Regions from separate parts of the Homo sapiens genome. Here region 1 is linked to region 2. Evidence: read pairs that join two places in POLR2A ChIA-PET (ENCODE). Cell type or tissue: OCI-LY7. All regions are shown on one strand. Links, peaks and the distances in the headings refer to the core of each region. The heading gives the core; the rest is flanking DNA. Region 1 overlaps TBC1D9 (TBC1 domain family member 9). Region 2 has its middle 35 kb from the start of TBC1D9.

Evidence for each region. ChIA-PET counts read pairs that join two places held together with the same protein. Peaks named below come from ENCODE experiments on the same cell type or tissue, not always from the same donor. Only the 100,000 strongest peaks of a DNase experiment are listed, where the experiment ranks them.
Region 1: POLR2A ChIA-PET joins it to region 2 with 12 read pairs; 4 of 35 experiments call an interaction of 5 or more read pairs at or near these places.

The regions. Positions count from the first base shown.
Region 1 is chr4:140,659,666-140,668,718 of GRCh38, reverse strand. TBC1D9 (TBC1 domain family member 9) reads left to right here. Exons shown (of 21, transcript NM_015130.3): 10 at 6,612-6,826; 11 at 9,014-9,053. Among named protein-coding and RNA genes, the nearest start is that of TBC1D9-AS1, 48 kb to the left of the region's middle. In OCI-LY7, for the core only: no CTCF peak of the experiment used is centred there; no DNase peak of the experiment used is centred there.
Region 2 is chr4:140,786,733-140,795,785 of GRCh38, reverse strand. No RefSeq gene overlaps it. Among named protein-coding and RNA genes, the nearest start is that of TBC1D9, 35 kb to the right of the region's middle. In OCI-LY7, for the core only: no CTCF peak of the experiment used is centred there; a DNase peak (open chromatin) is centred at 4,745; H3K4me3 peaks cover 1,728 bases; H3K27ac peaks cover 1,158 bases.

The DNA.
Region 1 (9,053 bases), core at 1,076-6,075, 130 kb after region 2:
CGGACCAAATGTTGAATCCACCATCCTTCGAGTCTTTATAAATACTTCCATTTCTTCAGTCAGGCTATTTAGGAATAAAAGAGAACCTGAAGTAAAAGAACAGAATACTTTGTGACTTCAGTAGTTCTTTTTTCCTTGCCCAGCTACGTCAACTTCATTGAGAATGTTTAAGTGTGACACTTCCTCAGAGCAGTCATCGGGTGGGGAATTGGGAGGAAAGAAATAAGAGGAATAAAAAGGCCCAGGTGTTTGATTTTTGCCACCTCCTGAAGTCTTTGGTCATCATTGGAACCATAAAGATGAGGCCAGAGTCTGCACTGGAAATAAAAGCTTACTCAGATCATACCTTGTACTTCAAGCCAGAGATGCCAGGAAGGACAGAAGGGGACACTTCCATGGACCAGTGGTGAAGAGGCATCCATCTTTACTGGTCCACAGACCTGGCTCTTGTGCCTGTCCATCATTCTGTCACATCAGATCTTTGAGCCCTGCTACAGAAACCAGAGATCCTTCAGGCTAAGCTCACACTGCTTCCTCCCATCCGAAAGCACTGAGTGTATCCCAGGGATCTCTAATATCTCAGACATCAGAGCACTCCTTAGTTTCACCAACTTTACTTTCACATGTAAATTAGTTGCTCTATCTGGATTGAAGCCTGAAATATTATCATTCTAAATAGGCTTATGTGAATATTTTTATTTGAACCTAAGATGGTCTGACACAAATGCTATTATTAAAAGCTTTTATTCTTAAAAAGTGATACTAAAATTAATAATTACGACTCACAGGAAAGCCTTTAAAAAAACCTATAGCTCTTTGTAAAAGTAGATGTAATGCCCATAATGAGATGTATAAATGTCTCAGAAATAGGGACGTATAATCCTGAAAAATAATTGGTTTTGTCTATTTCATGTAAAACTAGTTTGTTCTATATTTATTTAATACATGTCTTATTTTTCATTTTTCTTTCCTTCTTTCTTTTTGTAGAGATAGGTGTCTTGCTGTGTTGCCCAGGGTGGTCTCAAACTTGTAGGCTCAATCAATCCTCCTACCTCAGCCTCCCAGGTGCTGGGATGATAGTCATGAGCCACTGTGCCTGGCCTCATTTTCCCTAAGTGGACCAGCCATAGCTCCTCATTTAGAAACCTAAATTTGAGTCAACTCATCTCTAATTATAATTCAAACCCAAGAAGATCATTACCATCCAGTCTTTTCTTGTCTTCCCTGTGTTTAGTGAACTAGTCACCTTGACAACCAGATTCAGATCACTGACAGAGTAAACAGATTTCCATTTTCATCCTCCTTGTTCAAATTAGAAGTTATTTATAGCTGCATTTTAAGTGAAAATGAAACTCAAAACGAGTACCAGGAAACTAGTGTATACAACAATAGTACACAGCCCTATCTCAGAGATAATGTTGAGAGTTAGACCCAGTGTTTCCTTTAACGGCAGATGGACCATGTGAGACCGCAGGGTGGTCTCCACACGGCCCTCTGTTGGGGTGATAACTGAGCCCGTATTTCCACATCCAGGAATGGGGTTCGCCTGAAGGCCAGCCTATCATGAAGAGAGCACAGCTCCAGGCCAGAGCCCAACTTGGGTCTCACCTGCTTCCTGTGACCCTTAGGGTGACGGCATCATGACCTGAACTCTGTACCCGCTGAAATGAAATGCAGGTCAGATGACAAGAAATCACAGTACGTCTCCCACATCAACAGAGCAAAAGCCAGCGTTATGTCCCTGTCAGCTGGGTTGGCTTTTCCAGGGCCAGCGTGAGTGGTGAGGCCAGCTCTCTCAGTGACCATCAGAGACAAGGCCTTGGCCAGTCCAGGGGTCTTGGGGCTCCACTTTTCTGAATTATGAAATGTTGAGTGTTTACCCTGTCAATATATATATCATTTATATATTTTTTGTGATATCTTTATTGAGATATAATTCACAACTTACTAGTTAAGGTGTACAATTCAGTGGTTTTTTTTTTTTAGTATATTCACAGAATTGTGCAATGATCACAATTATAGAACATTTTTCATCCCCCCAAAACACCCCATACCTTTTATCCATTTGGAAAATAGATATAGGCTGGGCGCGGTGGCTCACGCCTGTAATCCCAGCACTTTGGGAGGCCGAGGTGGGCGGATCACGAGGTCAGGAGATCGAGACCATCCTGGCTAACAAGGTGAAACCCTGTCTCTACTAAAAAAAATACAAAAAATTAGATGGGCGCGGTGGCGGGCGCCTGTAGTCCCAGCTACTCGGGAGGCTGAGGCAGGAGAATGGCGTGAACCCGGGAGGCGGAGCTTGCAGTGAGCCGAGATAGCGCCACTGCACTCCGGCCTGGGCGAAAGAGCAAGATTCTGTCTCAAAAAAAAGGAAAATAAATATAAACTGTTTGGAAATACAGACTGGTAGTTCCATTCCCCTCAAGCCCCCTCCCAGCCCCAGGCAACCACCAGACTACTTTCTGTTGCTAGACATTTTGTATAAATGGAAGCATACAATATGTAGGTTTTTGTGACTGGCTTCTTTCACATAGCATACTGTGTTCAAGGTTCCACCATATCATAGCATGTATCAGCATTTCATTCCTTTTTATGGCCAAATATTATATCATTGTATGGACATACTATACTCTGTTCATTCGTTTTTCAGTTGATAAACATTTAGGTTGTTTCTACTTTTTGGTTCCTATGAATAATGCTGCTATGAATGTTCATCTACATGTTTTTGTGTGGGCTGGGCACAGTGGCTCATGCTTGTAATCCCAGCACTTTGGGAGGCCAAGGAGGGAGGATCACTTGAGCCCAGGAGTTTGACACCAACCCAGGCAACATAGTGAGACCCCATCTCTACAAAAAAAAATTTTTTTTTTAACTAGCTGGGTGTGGTGGCACGCACATGTAGTCCCAGCTACTCAAGAATCTGAGATGGGAGGATTGCTTGAGTCTGGGAGGTTGAGGCTGCAATGAGCTGTGATCAGACCTCTGCACCTCAGCTTGGGTGACTCAGCAAGACCCTCTCTCAGAAAATAAAATATAGATTTAAAATTTAGAAAATTCAAAAGTTTAAAATTTTTTTAAATACAGGTTTTTTTATGGACACCTGCTTCTATTTCTCTTGAATGTATGAATGAAGTGGAATTTCTGGTTCGTATGGTAACTCTATGTTTAACCTTTTAAAGGTTAAACATTATTTTGATTTGCATTCTCCTGAAGGATAATGATGTTGAACATTTTTTCATGCACTTACTGACCACTTCTATATCTTCTTTGTAGAAATATGTACTCAGATCCTTTGCCTGCTCTTAATTGGGTTATCTTTTAGTTATTGAGTTGTAAAAGTTTTTAAACATATTTGAGATACAAGTTCATTATCAGATTTTTCCTAAAAATGCTCCCATTCTGTGCATTGTCTTTTCACTGTCTTTGATGGTATCCTTCGAAGCACAAAAAAATTTAATTTTAATGAAATACAATTTGTCTATTTTTTCCTTTGTCACTCTGCTCTCATGACATGAAGATTTACACTACTATGCTTTCTTCTAAGAGTTTGTAGTTTTAGCTCTTATAGTTAGGTCATTTTGAGTTAATTTTTTTTTTTTTTTTTTTCTGGAGACTGAGTCTCACCCTGTCACCCAGGCTGGAGTGCAATGGCATAATCTTGGCTCACTGAAACCTCCACCTCCTGGGTTCAAGCGATTCTTCTGCCTCAGCCTCCTGAGTAGCTGGGATTACAGGTGTGCACCACCACGCCTGGCTAATTTTTGTATTTTCAGTAGACACGGGGTTTCACCATGTTCATCAGGCTGGTCTCAAACTCCTGACCTCGTGATACACCCACCTTGGCCTGTCAAAGTGTTGAGATTACAGGCGTGAGCCACTGCACCCGGCCTTGAGTTAATTTTTTATGTGGTGTGAGATGCAGGTGACTGTCTAATTCATTCTTTTCCGTATGGATATCTAGTTGTCCCAGCACCATTTGTTGAAAATACTATTCTTTCCCCCAGTGAATTGTCTTAGCACCCTTGTTAAAAATTAATAGACCTTAAATGTTAGGATTTATTTCTGGACTCTTAAATCTAGTCCATTGATCTGTATGTCTATCTTTATGCCAGTACTACACTGTCTTGCTTACTGTAGCTTTGCAGTAAGTTTTAAAATTGGGAAGTGTGAGTCCTCCAATTTTCTTGTCCTTTTTTGAGTCTCTTGAAGTTGCATATGAATTTTAGGACCAGCTAGCCAATTTTTGCAAAAAGGACAGATGGGATTTTGATAGGTATTGTGTTGAATCTGTAGATCAGTTTGGGAGTTTTTCTATCTTAACAACATTAAGTCTTCCAACCCATAAACACAGGATGTCTTTTATTTAAGTCTTTGTCAATTTCTTTTAGCAATATTTTGTAGCTTGCAGTGTGCAACTCTTACATGTGTTTTGTTATATTTATTCCGAAATATTTTATTCTTTTTTGTATCCTGCAGCCTTCATGAACTCATTCATGCGTTGTTGAGGTATAATTGACAAATAAAAAGTATATATATTTAAGGTGTATTAATTTGATGATTTCATATACATTGTGAAATGATTACTATAATTGAGCTAGTTTACCATATCTATTACCTCACATTGTTCCCATGATTTTTTCTTTTTGTCTTTTTTTCTTGTTTTTTTTTTTTTTTTGGTGGGGAGAGTTTGGTGAGAGAACACTTAAGATCTACCCTCTTAGCAAATTTCAAGTATACAATACAGTATTACATTAGATCTTCAGAACATTTTCATTTCTTATAACTGAAGCTCTATACCCTTTGACCAACATCTCTCCATTTTTCCCCTTCCTTAGCTCCTGGTAATCACCATTCTAGACTCTGTTTCTATGAGTTTGACTATATTAGATTCCACATACAACTGAGAACATGTATTACTTGTCTTTCTGTGCCTGGCTTATTTCACTTAGCATAATGTCTTCTGGGTTCAACCATGTTATCAAAAATGATAGGACTTCCCCTCTTATAGGCTGAATATAGTATCCCATTTTGTATATATGCCCCATTTTCTTTATCCATTCATCTCTTAATGGGTATTTAGATTGTTTCTATATCTTGGCTATTGTGAAAATGCTGCAATAAACATAGGATGCAGATATTTCTTCAGGATACTGATTTCACTTCTTTTGGATATATGCTTAGAGTGGGATTACTGGATCATAAGGTGGCTCTATTTTTAGTTTAAGGAATCTCTATACTGTTTTCTGTAATGGCTGTAGCAATTTACATTCCCACCAACAGTGTACAAGGGTTCCCTTTTCTCCACATCCTTGCTGACACTTGTTATCTTTTGTCTTTTTTATCATAGCCATTCTGACAGGTATGAGGTGGTATTTCATTGTAGTTTTGATTTGCATTTCCCTGATGATTAGTGATGTTGAGCACCTTTAAATACACCTGTTGGTGATTTGTATACCTTCTTTTGAGAACTGTCTATTCATTTCCTTTGCCCATTTTAAAATCAGGTTGTTTGGTTTAGGCTATTGAGTTCTGTGAGTTCATTATATATTTTGTATATTGACCCCTTATCAGACATATGGTTTGCAGATATTTTCTTCCATTAAGTTGCTTTTTGATTGCTTCCTTTGCTGTGCAGAGCTTTTTAGTTTGATGCTATCCCACTTGTCTGATTTTTGCTTTTGCTGCCCGTGCTATTGGTGTCACATCCAGAAAATAATTGCCATATCAGTGTCAAGAAGCATTTTCTTTCTATATTTTCTTCTACTAGTTTTATGGTTTCAGGAATTGAAATTTAATTTAATCCATTTTGCATTAATTTTGGTACATGGTATAAAAAAAGAGTTCATTTTCATTCTTCTGCATGTGAATATTCAGTCTTCCCAACAGGAATGTAATTAAAATTTAGATTGAGAGGTAGATACTTGCATATAGGGTTTTTCTGTCTTGAAGAATCCTAAACTGTAAGTATCTCAAATGGATGATTCTCAGTATAACCCTCCATCCCCATCCCCAACACCTGAGGAACTTCTGTCAACAATGATGACTCACCACTGTTAGGAATACTCTTACCACTCTGCAATTTGAAAAACTCCAAGTATCTCCCTCAATATGGCTATTAAACCCTTCAGAGCTAACACGTTAGCAGGCAGTTTTCAGACTTATTTTGAGAGACAGAACCTCCTATTTCAAGTGAAATCTTAATGAAACCACAATAAAATAAAAGCAAAGCTGCTGGGGTTGAAGAGAGTGATGAGAAGGTGAAGCCTCAGCCTGGCTTGTTATGATGACCTCCCCACCTGTGCTCCTAAGCAGCCCTTCAGGACTGTCTGTGGGAGTTCCTCAGAGCATGGTTTTGTAGCTTGGGAACCTCTACCTTAGGAAAGTTTTTAAGTAGCCAGCCTACTATGGAGCTGAAAGAGGGAAGGAGGCCACAGGCAAATTCACCAGTCTAGCCACGATTGCAACATACCACATCTGTGATTTCACCTTCTCTTGCAAGTTTCCTTTGAGAGGTAGGAAAGTAAAGCAGTTCAATCATAAGCTGTAGTTGCAAACCAAAAGGCAGAGCTCTCACGTTTTTGATACTGTATCTGTTGGATATATCTCAGGTGCCATCAATGAGAAGGCCACACATCCTGGGTACTATGAAGACCTAGTGGAGAAGTCCATGGGGAAGTATAATCTCGCCACGGAGGAGATTGAGAGGGATTTACACCGCTCCCTTCCAGAACACCCAGCTTTTCAGAATGAAATGGGCATTGCTGCACTAAGGAGAGTCTTAACAGCTTATGCTTTTCGAAATCCCAACATAGGGTATTGCCAGGTAAATGTCACAGGTGGTTTTTGCTAAAAAAATAAAATAAAATTTCTATTCATTTGGCAGCAAATAGTGGGAAGGAAGGTTTATGGTTAACAGAACTATCACTTTACCAGGGCCTCTCAACCTTGGCACTGTTGACACTCTGGACTGTTAACTCTTTGTTGTATGGGCTGTTCTATGCTTTGTAGAATGTTTAGTAACATCCCTGGCCCCTACCACTAGATGCTGGTAGAAAATCCCCAGTTGTAACAACCAAAAATGTCTCTAGATATTGCCAGATGTCTGAGAGGCAGAATCATCCTGGGTTGAGAACCACTGCACTGAATGGAGGAGACCTTCCTGGATTCACCACTGTCTAGCTAGGTGACCTGGAGAAGATCCTTCTGATCACTGTCTGCCTCAACCTTCATCCCACCCTGGAGTAAGAGAGGGCATCCTCAGCACCAGGCCTGTCACTGTGGTTCGCCACAGTGTTGCTACTTTGCATCCTCTTAAGTAATAATGTCCTTGAATAGAGCTTTTATATGCTAGGGTTATGTCTTAATACACATTAAAATAAGTGCTTAACTTAGTATTAAGAAAAGTTGCCTACATACCAACAAAAGTCATCTCTTGTACTGGTATAGATGCCAAAATTTGGGAAGCTCCAAAATAACGTGACCTTAGAATCAAAGGCTATATCGGCCAGGTGCGGTGGCTCACGCCCGTAATCCCAACACTTTGGTAAGCCAAGGCCGGAGGATCACGAGGTCAGGAGATCGAGACCATCCTGGCTAACACGGTGAAACACCGTCTCTACTAAAAATACAAAAAATTAGCCAGGCGTGGTGGCAGGTGCCTGTAGTCCCAGCTACTCGGGAGGCTGAGGCAGGAGAATGGCCTGAACCCGGGAGGTGGAGCTTGCAATGAGCTGAGATCATACCACTGCACTCCAGCCTGGGCGACAGAGCAAGACTCCGTCTCAAATTAAAAAAAAAAGAAAGAATCAAAGGCTATATCATTGTAGAGGCCTTCCCTGACCATCCAGCAAAAGCTAAAAGAGGCTGAACTCCTACTTCAACACACAAGTGCACGTACATGCACACGTTAGTCTCCCTCTACTGCATTATTTTACCTCTTTATAACTTCCAATTTAAATAACCCCCCACATAGACTAGTTAACCTTTTCATCTTTGTTTTATCTAACACTAGCATTTAGGACCTGCAAGATATCACCACTCTGTCCCCCATCCTCCAATACCTAGTCCAGAGCCTGTTACAAGGTAGACCCCTAAAAAAACCTATCTCCGCTAAATGACTAAGGAACTGGCAGGGACCATCATCATGTACTAGGATCAGCAGGTTAATTCTCAAGTGGAATTTCCATGATGATGTCACTTGGGAACATAATGAGTAAGACTTACAAGAAAGAGCCTATTAAACCAAAATACCTTTTTTGAAATTGAATTGTAGAAGCCTGATGAACAGTTACCGGTTTCTGGGAGATCAAAAGAAGTACAGGAGGTAGTTGGCCTCTAATATGATAAAGTTCATATTTACCTTTTGATCTTCCTCTTTTTAATTAAGAAGACTATTAAAGTAGTTGAGTCTAGAGTGGTTATGAGGTATCTGATAATATCTTTTAATAAACTACAGTTACTTTAGAATTTAAATCACTCTCAGTTATCACTACCATCTCTCTCCGTATGGAAATGTTGGGTGAGGACTCCAAGTCTGAAAGGTTTCGTTGTTCTCTCAGGAGAGCCTGGAGCCATGTGTACCTGATTATAGAAACCATTACGGAAAGTTACAAAGGAAATGTTTACCTCACTGAATTAAGGATTAAGAACACTGAGAGATTTTAGCAGGTTAAAAGCTTTGTGAAATAGCCTTTGGGCAAATTTTTGGAATAGGGGTTTGCCAGCATGAGTTCGGGGCTCTGTCTGGTGAATATTGGTGTTAAGGAAGACCCTGCACACTTACTGGTTCAAGGACTCAGGTTTTTATGTTTTTACAGGGTCATAAAACAAAACTCAGAAGAATATATGACAGAGACTATGTGTAAAGCCTCCAAAGCCTAAACATATTTATCTCGCTTTTCACAGAAAAGGTTTGCCAGCCCTTGTGAGAATAACTGAGTAATTTTAATATGCTAACAGAATTGCTTATATTTTCAACTGTATTTGATGACATCCTCTTTCACTTTTTTAGGCCATGAATATTGTCACTTCAGTGCTGCTGCTTTATGCCA
Region 2 (9,053 bases), core at 2,234-7,233:
TTGAGACCAGCCTGTCCAATATTTGTGAAACCATGTCTCTACTAAAAAAAAAAAAAAAAAAAAAACCATAAAAATTAGCCGGGCATGGTGGCGCGCCTGTAGTCCCAGCTACTCGGGATACTGAGGCAGGAGAATCGCTTGAACCCAGGAGGCAGAGGTTTCAATGAGCCAAGATTACGCCACTGCACTCCAGCCTGGGGGGCAGAGTGAGACTCCATCTCAAAAAAAAGAAAAAAGAAAAAAGAAACTTACTATCTCTGGAGACTAGAAATCCAAGATCAAGGTGTCTGCAGGCTTGATTCCTTGAAAGCTCTGAGAGAAAAAAAATCTGTTCCAGGCCTCTCCCCTTGGTTTGTGGACTGCCATCTTCTCCCTTTGTCTCTTCATGTTGTCTTCCCTCTGTGTGTATCTCTGACCAAAATTTCCCCTTCTTACAAGGACACCAGTTATACTGGATTAGGTTCTACCCTAATGGCCTCTTCACTTTAACTTGATTACCTCTGTAAACATCCTATCACCAAATAAAGCCACATTGTTAGGTATTGGGGGTTAGGACTTCAACATAGGAATTTTCAGGGTGCATGATTAGACCCATGACACTGAGGAACAACTAACAGTCTTTGATAAGCTTTGCAATACATTAACCTTTTACTTCCCTAGAAATACGTTGATAATAATTTCCTCCTTGCATTGTACTTTTTATTATTTCTTGAAAAAAATTGGACATTTAAAATATATTTTCTACTTTTTGCCTGTGTACATTATCTTATAAATCAAAATTGTCACTGGCAACACAAAGTTCATGTCACGAAAAGGCAGAAATATGCAGTTCCAATTTTGCTCTGTCTGTTCTGTTAAAGAGCCTCATATTCAGTTTAGAAAGAAATAACAGGAAACTTTAGCCTAAAAACAAGTGAGACAATTTAAGAGAAAACTTTAAGACCTCTAAATCAATATCAGGGCCCAAAGGAATTAAGTTTTATCATTCTAAGAAAATATGAAAAATAAAGCATCCTGTTGCTATAGAGTTACCTGATTATATCAGGTCCTCCTGAGCCTGTCATAGCAGATGATGTACCCAAAAACAACATAGGCTGGAATACTCATCTGCACACACAGGAAATATGTACAAAGACGGTCATTGCTGCTGCACTGTTTGAAAGAGTATGAAATAGGGGGAAAAGACCTAAATGTTCCATTCTCATTAGGGGTTTGCTTATATAAGACATAATGTATCTGCACCATGAAATAACGCAACAATTTTTAAAAATGCAGCTGTATTATACGTAGACAAGGAAGATCTCCAAGACACATTGTTGAGTAATACAAAGTAAAAAACTAAACACACAAACAATATGTATTTTCTACAATTATATGTAATGCATATACATATATGTGTGCACATATATGTATGTGGATATATATATTTGTACTTATATACGTGTGTGTATATGTGTATGCATAGACATGTGTGTATACACATGCATGAAAGTATATAGGAGATAAAAGCTGTGCAAAGATATGATTCTCTCTAAACAGAAAAAGAGCCAGAATTGAGGATGGGGAACAGTCCAGAAATGATTTTATTTATAATGACTTAATTTTTTTACCAGGATATTATATTCATTTTTATATGTTTAATAAAGATCTAATGTAAAAATGTAAGAGAAGCAACACAGCGCAGTGGCTAAAAGCATAGACACAGAAGCCAGACTATGAATTTGAAGCCCAGATTTGTCACTTTCTACCCATGTGACTTTGAGCTGTTTATCTTCTCTGCATCAGTCTCCTCAATAATCAAGTAAGAATAATGTTCCTACTTCAGAGTGTTATTATGAGGGTTCAAGTATTTTTAAATAACCTAAAAAACCCCTGATGCACAGTAGGCATATTTGTTAGTTTTTAACTGTTTAAAATGATTGATTAAAAATATTTTCTGAAATAGAAAGGACTATAATGGGATTTGCTGAATGAGGGTGATTAGGATATGGCCATTGGGAGAAGGGATAGGAAATCGTAACACAATACACAGCAACCCTCTTCACATTTGACTTGTTTGTTTAGTTCTCCCCTGCCCCCGCTTCCTTGCTGAATTTTTCTTCTTGATCCTTTTCCTATGTGGAGCTACCTACCCCCACCGGGGTACCTTTGGTTTGGCTTCTCTGTTCAGTATTGCAAAGGGCTGACCGCCAAGGAACAAAGGATCTCAAGCAGAATCAAAGGGTAAGAGAAAAGGAAATATTGCAGATACACCTCAAGTTCTTTCTTTCACCTTGACATATGGATCATCTTTTTGCCTTTTCCAAGAACAGATGGCAGTTGCCTCAATGCCAAAAGTGACAGAGCAGATAGTGAAGCTTCTGCAAATGCTCAAGGCATTAAGCTCTGTCCAGGTCCTACCTACCTGCTGGGGGAGTCCCCTGGGATGCACAGGGAAGGGTGTGGGAAGGGGCAGAGCTTCCACCTAAGCAGCATGCACACATCACAGCCTGATCCTGGGAGGAACAAGGCCACTCTCTGACCCTCATTTACCTCTCAAGTCTCCAACAGCCTGGTGGGGAGATGGGGGTACCATGGGGGCCTCCTCTGCACAGAACAGGACAATCCCTCTCCTGTCTTACCCTGCATGGCAAGTCAGGCTGATGCTCCCCAAATCTCTCCTATCTGTTGCAGAGGGGGCTGTAAGGGAGGCAGGACGGGGATAATGAGACTTAGGGAAGACCCAGTTCTAACCCCTTCCCTTACTCTTCATCTCTTCCCAGGCTACCCATATACTAAAGAGAAACTAGCCATTGCCAGCAGTGGCCAGAAGCCATTTAATCTTTTATGTTTTAATCATATATATAACCTTTAAGGAATAACTTTACCCTATTTTACATAATTTAATTTTATAATTTTATAATTATAGGATTTTAAAGCTAATTTCTTATATCAGAAAATACTATTAAGGTAATCTTAGGAATTATTTATGGTTTATCTTATTGGATAATAGTCATTCTTTAAGTATTGCATGCACTTTTTTTTTTTTTCTGAGAACAGAGTTTTGCTCTGTAGCCCAGGCTGGCGTGCAATGGCTCAATCTCGGCTCACTGCAACCTCCGCCTCCCGGGCTCAAGTGATTCTCCTTCCTCAGCCTCCTGAGCAGCTGGGATTACAGGCGCCTGCCATCATGCCCAGCTAATTTTTATATTTTTGGTAGACACGGTGTTTCACCACGTTGGCCAGGCTGATCTCGAACTCTTGACCTCGTGATCCGCCCACCTCTGCTTCCCAAAGTGCTGGGACTACAGGCGTGAGCCACTGCGCCCGGCCTGCATACTCTATTTTATTATCCTTACCAGATCATTTGAAATTTCTGTTTATCTCTTTTCACATTGGAAACAGAAGGTGGTGTCTTTAGAAAGAAGCAGACAACAGCATGTGCCTCAAACCTGGAGATATACCTTCTCTCTGCTAGTTGGCCTTAAGCAGGCCCTTTTTCATACTTTAAAACAGATTACCATGGTGATCTCAATCAAGACCTAACTGTAGTCAGACAGGAAAAACTGAAGGCTGCATTTTGAACCATTCAGGTTACTTAGGAGATGCTAAGATCAATTAACCCCAAATAAAATCCATGGAAACCATTCAAATGATGTTGCTATCTTCTTCTCAAGATCATTCTGTCTCTGTTTGGAGACTGTCTTATCTAGCCAGACCAAATATACATCATAATAGGCTGGAAATAAAACCTAGAGAATGGATAAGATGAGGAAAAGAAAAGAATAACCAAACAGAAATGGGAATTTTGCTCTGGATTATGGATGGGTCTCTAGCCATTCATTGGCTCTGGGGCTGCCAAGCCAAGACCCTCACTCAGATTGTCAAAGTGGCAGGGAACTTGGGCTGGTTGTAGAAGAGGCCTCCAGCATCTACAGCCCTTCTTGGCCAACAGAGCTCAGACTGCTCCTTTAAAATTAAAGACGGCTGGGTACGGTGGCTCACAGCTGTAATCCTAGCATTTTGGGAGGCTGAGGAGAGAGGATTGCTTGAGCCCAGGAGTCAGAGGCTGCAGTAAGCTGGGATAGCACCACTGCCCTCCAGCCTTGGTGACAGAGGGATGGAGACCCCATCCCTTAAAAAAAAAAATAGAGCCTTAGAAAGAGTAGTGATTCGTAAGGAGAAGCATGAATGCATTTATTCATGTTCCCTCTAAAAAAACAGACAACTGCCCTTATACTGGCTGCCTTCTGAGTCTTGGGGGGGTTTGGTAATTAAAAGCAATTTTGTAAAATCTGAGCACCAGTGTTGAAAATGAGCTTAAGCATAAACTAATTCATCACTTAGTGAGATAAATACATAACTGATAAATTTTTCATTACATCAGTGAGAGTTTCATCTTTTTAAACTAGCTTTTTGCCATGTTCGCAAATTTTGATTAAAGAATCCTCTGAGTATTATAACATAGAAATGTCTTTATATTTTGAATGGGCCTTACTACTAGCCTTCAAAGTTCTGGAGCACAAATAAAGAGTCCCCCCAGATAGAATTCTGAGTTCATGAGGTTTATTTCTGTTGGGTGTGCTACATGTCACAGATACTCTCCTTATTGGGAAGCTGGTGGCCTTTTGGCTAGAGAATGTCTTGACACTCTAGGGTACTCATTACTGGAAGCCTTGATTTGCTCTTGAAAGAAATCACAAAGGCATGACACCTCTTCCCTTTGCACTTCTCCCCACCCAGACCCCAAAGAGGAACTGAAAGAGGAACATGCACTGTTGGAGTAGACACGGACCAGTGAGCACGCGCACAGTCCTCAATACCAGCCTACAATAGCTGTATGTACATTTTCTGGCCTCAAACCAGTGTCCTCAAGTCATGATATCTGTTCTCTCTGTTCCTCAAGACTAAGCAGTTAATGTACTTCACAAACAGGGATACCTGCCATTTCACTGAGTCACAATAGGAGTTGATATTACTGAGCTCTTCCTATGTGCCAAACCCTATTCAAAGTATGCCCTAGCTGTCTCAAGAGAATGTAATAATTTGCCAACAGTGACACAGGTAATAAGTGGTCTAGCGGTGACATGAACACCAGCAGTATTACTCTAGAACCCAGATGTTTTTCCTCTTTATGCCATTCCTTCTGCCTTAACTTTACCTCAATTTCTTCTATCTTGTGTAGAAGGATGTTGTGAGGATTCGAAAAATAATAGGAGAATACTTGATATGGTGCCTCACACAGGGCAAACTCTCAATGCCCTGTTAGTTGCTATGGCTAGTTGAGAATTTGCTCAGTCACAGTGCTAAGTGGCTGAACCAGGACCCCCACCCTAGAGCCTGTTCCTAGAGTTCACTCTAACGCCAACCCCTCCTGCTGCTCTGCGTCAGTGACAGCACAGATAACACACCAGCACAGTTACTGGCAATAACTGAGCACTAGGGAGATGTCAAGCTTGTTCCTCTCCCACATCTCCCTCCTTCTCCTCACTGAAAGACAGAGGCACAGAAACACATTCTTATATAAGGTAATGACCAACTTCGAAAAGAGAAGCTTGATTCAATTGCACTTTATACTTCCTTTCTCACTTTTCATGCAAGATGAAAAGTAAAGTCCATGAAATAGAAGACACGATTTTTAAAAATGTATTCATATATTTGGGCAACAGAGTGAGACTCTGTCTCAAAAAAAACACATATCTCTCTCTCCACGTATTTGGCTTCATTTTCCCTCCCCATTATTGTCATGCTTCATGCTATTGAAACTGCCAGGACAGAATGTATCCTTAGTTAGTCATGACACCTCATATGTCTCGTGTCAAACATAACACACAGATTACTCACACGCTGACAATGCCATACGTTAGGCACACTGTGCCTTTAATTGTGCAATGACATTTGCTATAAGCATGAACATTCATGTTTCAGTTTTGAAGGAAGTTGGCAATTACTTGCTATGTCTTGCAATAGAATAGTGCACTTTTCACTTTTCGCTTTTTCTCCTTAGAAATCTTGTACTGTACAAATTGTGGAACACAGTAATCTGACTTTGTCCTCTGTTTTTCTCCTGCTATGAATGCTATAAAGTTATCTTTCTTTTTCTTCCTTTTTTTTTTTTTGACAGGGTCTCACTCCTGTTGCCCATGCTGTAGTGCAGAGGTACAATCATGGCTCACTGTAGCCTCAACTTCCCAGGCTCAGGTGATCCTCCCACCTCAGCCTCCTACATAGCTGGGACTACAGGTGCATGCCATTACACCCAGCTAATTTTTTATATTTTTAGTAGAGATGTGATTTTGCCATGTTTTCCAGGCTGATCTTGAACTCCTGATGCTTGAACTCAAGTAATCCGCCTGCCTTCACCTCCCAAAGTGTTGGGGTTATAGGCATGAGACACTGTGCCTGGCCCCCCAGAGTTACCTTTCAAATCATGAGGAGATCACGCTGCCCCTCTTGGCTTTTCTTGATTACAAATCAAACTTTCAATGTTTCCAAAGAAAAATATAGGAGCTCAGAGTATTTCCGGGGGGAAAACAGCACATGGTTCCCTTCCTCACCACCCTCTGGTCTCTCTTCCTTTGCCACCTCCAGGGTCAGTCAGGAACATCTCTGGAGTTGTGAGGATCTTCCTGGTGTCCCCAATTCCCAGCAACTCTGAATATCCTTGTTTTCATGTTTTAAAAACATGCATCTGGTGTAAAAGCTTTTATCTGGTACATCTCAGTACTTGAAACACTTCATTTCACTCTTTACATGTATATCTATCTCTACCAGAGACCATCTGACCTCTTGAGAGTGGAGGCCAACATGATTTTCTTTGCATATACAGATCCTACACTGGCCTAGCATGTGGTAAAGAGATATGAAATGCTGTTGAATAATGAATTATATGTCCAGAACCCATGTGGCTCAGTACTGGTGGTATCATGTTTAAGAAATACACTTCAGAAAACCCCTGTCCAAGATGGCCGAATAGGAACAGCTCCAGTCTACAGCTCCCAGCGTGAGCAACGCAGACGACAGATGATTTCTGCATTTCCAACTGAGGTACTGGGTTCATCTCACTGGGGATTGTTGGAGAGTGGGTGCAGGACAGTGGGTGCAGCGCACCGTGCATGAGCCAAAGCCAGGCGAGGCATCACCTCACCCAGGAAGTGCAAGGGGTTAGGGAATTCCCTTTCCTAGCCAAGGAAAGGGGTGACAAACGGCACCTGGAAAATCTGGTCACTCCCACCCTAATACTGCACTTTTCCAACGGTCTTAGCAAATGGCACACCAGGAGATTATATCCCGTGCCTGGCTCGGATGGTCCTATGCCCAAGGAGCCTTGCTCATTGCTAGCACAGCAGTCTGAGATCAAACTGCAAGGTGGCAGCGAGGCTGGGGGAGTGGCTCCCACCATTGCTGAGGCTTGAGCAAGTAAACAAGCGGCCAGGAAGCTCGAACTGGGTGGAGCCCACCACAGCTCAAGGAGGCCTGCTTGCCTCTGTAGACTCCACCTCTGGGGGCAGGGCATAGCCAAATAAAAGGCAGCAGAAACCTCTGCAGACTTAAATGTCCCTGTCTGACAGCTTGGAAGACAGTAGTGGTTCTCCCAGCACACAGCTTGAGATGTGAGAGCAGACAGCCTGCCTCCTCAAGTGGGTCCTGACCCCTGAGTAGCCTAACTGGGAGGCACCCCCCAGTAGGGGCAGACTGACACCTCACACGGCCGGGTAAACCTCTGAGACAAAACTTCCAGAGGAACAAACAGGCAGCAACATTTGCTCTTCAACAATATTCGCTGTTCTGCAGCCTCCACTGCTGATGCCCAGGAAAACAGGGTCTGGACTGGACCTCTGGCAAACTCCAACAGACCTGCAGCTGAGGGTCCTTTCTGTTTGAAGGAAAACTAACAAACAGAAAGGACACCCACACCAAAACCCCACCTGTACGTCAGCATCATCAAAGACCAAAGGTAGATAAAACCACAAAGATGGGGAAAAAACAGAGCAGAAAAACTGAAAATTCTAAAAATCAGAGCGCCTCTCCTCCTCCAAAGGAACGCAGCTCCTCACCAGCAACGGAACAAAGCTGGATGGAAAATGACTTTGACGAGTTGAGAGAAGAAGGCTTCAGATGATCAAACTTCTCCCAGCTAAAGGAGGAAGTTTGAACCCATGGCAAAGAAGTTAAAAACCTTGAAAAAAGATTAGATGAATGGCTAACTAGAATAACCAAGGCAGAGAAGTCCTTAAACGAACGGATGGAGCTGAAAACCATGGCACGAGAACTACGTGACGAATGCACAAGCTTCAGTAGCCGATTCGATCAACTGGAAGAAAGGGTATCAGTGATGGAAGATGAAATGAATGAAATGAAGTGAGAAGACAAGTTTAGAGAAAAAAGAATAAAAGGAAATGAACAAAGCCTCCAAGAAATATGGGACTATGTAAAAAGACGAAATCTACGTCTGATTGGTGTACCTGAAAGTGACAGGGAGAATGGAACCAAGTTGGAAAACACTCTGCAGGATATTATCCAGGAGAACTTCCCCAATCTAGGAAGGCAGGCAAATATTCAAATTCAGGAAATACAGAGAATGCCACAAAGATACTCAGAGAATGCCACAAAGATACTCAGAGAATGCCACAAAGATACTCCTCGAGAAGAGCAACTCCAAGACACATAATTATCAGATTCACCAAAGTTGAAATGAAGGAAAAAATGTTAAGGGCAGCCAGAGATAAAGGTCGGGTTACCCACAAAGGGAAGCCCATCAGACTAACAGCTGATCTCTTGGCAGAAACTCTACAAGCCAGAAGAGAGTGGGGGCCAATATTCAACATTCTTAAAGAAAAGAATTTTCAACCCAGAATTTCATATCCAGCCAAAATAAGCTTCATGAGTGAAGGAGAAATAAAATCCTTTACAGACAAGCAAATGCTGAGAGACTTTGTCACCACCAGGCCTGCCCTAAAACAGCTCCTGAAGGAAGCAATAAACATGGAAAGGAACAACTGGTACTAGCCACTGCAAAAACATGCCAAATTATAAAGACCACCGAGGCTAGGATGAAACTGCATCAACTAACG